Regions from separate parts of the Mus musculus genome. Here region 2 is linked to region 1. Evidence: chromatin loops called from intact Hi-C (ENCODE). Cell type or tissue: heart. All regions are shown on one strand.

The links. Peaks named below come from ENCODE experiments on the same cell type or tissue, not always from the same donor. Only the 100,000 strongest peaks of a DNase experiment are listed, where the experiment ranks them.
Region 2: a loop joins it to region 1, with 2.2 times the contacts of the local background. A loop is called at or near these places in 4 of 42 quality-filtered maps.

Annotation. Positions count from the first base shown.
Region 1 is chr1:82,797,432-82,799,931 of GRCm38, reverse strand. No RefSeq gene overlaps it. Among named protein-coding and RNA genes, the nearest start is that of Gm34286, 10 kb to the left of the region's middle. In heart, no CTCF peak of the experiment used is centred here; a DNase peak (open chromatin) is centred at 1,471.
Region 2 is chr1:82,901,406-82,903,905 of GRCm38, reverse strand. No RefSeq gene overlaps it. Among named protein-coding and RNA genes, the nearest start is that of Agfg1, 63 kb to the right of the region's middle. In heart, no CTCF peak of the experiment used is centred here; no DNase peak of the experiment used is centred here.

The DNA.
Region 1 (2,500 bases):
GAGGGGGAGAAGGAGGAAGAGGAGGAAGAAGAGAAGGAGGAGGAAGAAGGAGAAGAAGGAGGAGAAGAAGAAGGAGGAGGAGGAGGAGGAGGAGGAGGAGGAGGAGGAGGAGGAGGAGAAGAAGAAGAAGAAGAAGAAGAAGAAGAAGAAGAAGAAGAAGAAGAAGAAGAAGAAGAAGAAGAAGAAGAAGAAGAAGAAGAGAAGAAGATTGTTATAGTATCAGCCATATCAGTAAACACAATGGAGCATATTATATCTGTAAACTTAGCATTTGGCAAATAGAGGCAAGAAGATCAGAAAGAGTCTCAAAATGTATGTGTGAAGACCACACAGGGAAGAGAAATCTTACGGTGCTTGTTTAATAATAAGCACACTTCCCTTCAGATCCTTTGAGCCTTCAACTTGGCAGTGTGGCCTGACCAGAGCAGGAGTCACCACAGGGGGCCCATGGCTCAAACCATTTCTCATACAAAGTATTTTCTACCCTAGCTGTACTTTATTTTTAAGGTTGAATCAAATTGGGTGGACGATGTAGCTCAGTTGGTAGAGTGCTTGCCTAGCACGCATGATACCCTGGGTTTGATCCCCAGTACAGTATAAACTAGGAATGGTCATCTATGGCAGGGACAGGATAATCAGAAATCCAGGTCATCTCCCTACTGCACAATGAGTTCGAGGTCGGACCAGGCTACATAAAACCCGATCTCAGAAAAATAAAAAATTGAATTAGTTGCTAAGATTTAGTGATTGGGAAATCTCTGATGCAATCTGGATTTCTGGCTTCCTGTGAAAAAGCAGAAGGCTTAGGGACAGCTGCTCACAATAGGCAGACTAGGGCTAGGGGGTTGGGACAGCAGCAGAAGCTTGCTCCACCTAATAGACTTTAAACTATCAGTCTGGATAATTGCTACACCCAGAAGGGGCCTTGCTGGGAAAGATGCTGGTGTTGAGAACGGCCCTGTGTGACAGAATTACACTAATGAACATTCCAGTTAGCTGGGACCAAGTGCCCTGGAGCCTAGGTATTATAAGCTGCAACAGGGTGTCACAATACCATAACTGTGTTGGGTGACTTCAAGATACAAGTGTCCATTCTAATAAGTAAGACTGATTGTTCCTCTCCTTGCTATGGTCTATTTGTCCAACTCTAGAAGGCAATGGAATGGCTTCATTTTCCTATCACATTTATCTCTGGGCCAAATGTCCAAGCAATAGTACATGTCTCCCACATTTATGAGTGATGACCAGTTTACCATAAACCCAAACTAAGGAAATATCATTATGAGAAATGGCTAAATTATGAAATCTGTACTTATTTGAAATACCATTTCCTAGTGACATTTCCCTTTCGGCTGCCTTGCTCGGCATTAATGTAAGAATTATTTATGACTTGGCATTTCCTCGCAGCAGCTGCCCACAGGTCAGAGCAGAACGGAAGGAAATAAAAGAGCCTTGCTGGCTGTACCCAGTGCACATCAGCACTCGTGGCCAAGGCCAGGCAGCAAGCTCCTGGGGAAGGGCAGGGTACAGGATGCTCTGGTGTCCTTGGAGTTCAAACCCTGACTTTGGAGTATACCAGCTGTATGACCTGAGATAGTCATTTTACCCAGAAGTCAGCCCATGATGTGAAGGGCCATCTGGGGAACACTTATAGCTTTGCTCACCATATAGCCTATCACCACTCTTCAGTCACAAAAATGCCACTAGCCTTCATGAGCATCCCCTTCCCCTTACACTGCTTATTCTGTGGTCCAGGTCCCCCTGCCTACCAAACAAGTACTCCAACACTAAGCTACACCCCCAGCCCACTAATCTCTTTTTATAAAGTGCAAAGTCTATGGGATCCGATCTCACCAGATGACTTTAATTACTTACTTGTCTAAACAACAACAACAAAACCCTACCATGGGGTAATGGTGGTCTATGCCTTTAATTCCAGCTCTCAGGAGGCAGAGGCAGGTGTATCTCTGAGTTCGAGACCGGCCTCATCTTCAGAGGAGTTTCAGGACAGCCAGGACTACACAGAGAAACTCGTTTTGAAAACAAAAGCAAAAGAAACAACAACAACAACAAAACTGTACCAAAGCTAGACATTGGGGACACATGCCTGTAATCCCAGCACTTTGGAGATAGAGGCAGGAATATCAGGAGTTCAAGGCCATCCTAAGCTATGCAATGTATTTATGGCTATATGAAACCCGGTCTCAATCGCCTGCCCCATCTCCTCAGAGTTCCTGAAGTAAGGATTTCAACTTATTAACTAGTAAATAACTAGAGTTAGTGATATATATTACGATTTGACTATTTTTATATAGACATTTTTATATATGCATATGTGTGTATACACATAATACACACATGCTTTACACATAAACTTGTTCTGCGGTGATTCAAGCTCAGAGCACGTTAGGGAAGGACTCTAGCACTGACATTATCACCTCAACTCACCTTTATGTTTCATGTGTGAGAAACCTCACCACCCAAATTCATGTTAGTTCTT
Region 2 (2,500 bases), 100 kb before region 1:
ATAAAATCCATGTTCATCATTAAACTAGTTAAGTGGCTAAATAACAGTTCATAGATTGTAGTTATCACTAGTGGAGAACATCCATCCATCTCAATTAATTTTGATAGCAATAAAAGATTAGCATCATGATCCACATCTTACAAAGGCATCAAAGGCTTGAGCTTCCTGAGGTGCACAGCTGGGATTTGAGTCCATATTTAAGGGGTTCAATAGTCAATATTAGTCACTGTACCACAAATACCTGCAGAGCCACGAAAGCAGTAGGTCCTGTATGAACCAAGGTTGATAACCAGAGGGAGATGGCTAGACATCATCACGTATTTTAAGAGACTACCAAACCTGTTCATTCTTTCTGGTGAAGGAAAAGCATCCTTAGGAAATATAATGAAGACAACTAAACCCTTGGTAGGGTCAGATCACTCAACCAAAAAAGCAACAAAGATAGCAGGCTCTTTTTAAATTAGACTTTGGATAGTTTCCTGGCCCCTTTACTGCTATTGCCATTTTTATCATTGCTCCCTTCTCCTACTCATACCTAAGATGGAAAAGGTGGTTAGTTTCTATCATTATGACAACACAAAGTCCCATGGGGCTTATTTGATATACGTTATCATATAGGATACTTCCTATATGAAATCTCAAGCAGATCACCAGCCAAATGCTGGAATGTAATCACTACTGAGCCAGCTGCCCATCTCATTACATATGGACGTGGGCTATGATGGACAAGTGGATGGCCGAAGAAGCCTTTGTGATGGGAAACAGAAGGATCATTTCCAAGGCCGGCAGCACATCACAACTGGGAACTGAGTCACAGTGACCCAGTTTCCGTAATCTCACTATCCCAGGAAATGAGTCAAAGAAACATAAGATTTGTAATTCAGCCATCCTCTTGTTCACTTGCTTAAAAGTATGTATTCAAGTGCCTACAATTTGGTGTGCATTCACCTTGGCAGATATTCAAGTGAAGGCTGCATGCTTCAGTATAGGAGAGTAAATATTGGGGTGTTCTAATCATATATAGTTATTTTACCTTAGCATTTCAAGGTGAGATATAGAGCCAGAGAGATGGCTCAGTGTTTGCTGCAAGCTTGATGTGATCTATATGGTCACAGGAGACAACTCACACCTGTAGGCTATTCTCTGACCTTCCCATGTATGTACCATGGCAAGTGCATGCACGAGCATTCACCCACCCCACGCACATGATACATAAATGTAATGACTATTTTTATACTATAGAAATTTCCTTTCAATTATAACCAAAATACATGACATATAGTTATAGTACACGGAATAAATCTCAATTTCAGTCTATTCACAAGATCTATTTAATTCCAGAACATTTTAGCACCTCCCTGTTTTACGGTTTCTATTGCTGTGAAGAGACACTGGGACCACAGCAACTCTTACAAAGGAAAGCATTTAACTGGGGCTGGCTTACAGTTCAGAGGTTAAGTCCAGGGTTCATCATGGCCAGAAGCATGGCAGCACACGGGCAGACATGGTGCTGGAGAGGCAGCTGAGATTTGTGGGCAGCAGGAAGATAGCATAGTGACACTGAACCTAGTTTGAGCATCTGCAACATCAAAGGCCACCCCCAGTGACACACTTCCTCCAACAAGGCCACACCTTCCAATATGCCACTCCTTATGGACCTATGGGGAGTGGGGCAGATTTCATTCAAAGCACCATACCCAGGAATGGGTGATACAGTGGACTGCACCTTCTTCCATCTTCAAAAGTTTTTTCCAAGTTCTGTATCAAGTTAGTAGTTTTCATGCCAACCCTCCTGGCACCTGTAACTCAATGTGGTTCTCAAACATCCTACCACTGGCCTACTCACTTTCATACACCTACTCCTTTGAGGCCTAGAAAATAGTCTTTCTCACGTTTACCTTTCTGGGCGCCAAAAATTACTTCCCAAAGATCTGTTTCATGTTAGCCTTCAGCCTTTCTAGCAGTGAATGTTTAGAGGAAACACATTCTTTGTCTTCACTTATCTGAGCGTATCTGTCTCTGTGTTCCCAAATGTTGTTTCTAGGAGACAGAGAATGCTGTTTCCGGGACAGTTCTCCCTCTCTATTGGTTAGAAGCTCTGGTTCCAGGACGCTGCAGGCACAGTGCTTCTGGGGTCAGAGAGGAGGTGTCTGCATTATCACCTTTACTTTCTCCTGATCCTTTCAGGATTCTTTTTCATTCACTTGGTTTTCGGCACAACTGTGAGGTGCTCGGGAGTCTCTAAATTATAAAATCAAGATACCGAGATGTTTCACAAAGTTAACACAGCCTTCCAACTTCTTGCCTCATTGGGTTTCTTCTTAACCCACCCCCACCTTACTCTTCATATATCAAAATTGTAAGTCAAGCTATCTTCACTCTTTTATTGACATGACTAGGAAGCCTGGCCTTGTAATTGTGCCTGTAGCCTTCATTTTCCCCATGCTTTATAATTAACTCAGAGTTCCTCCAAGCCCTAGATTTCTACACTAACCTGACC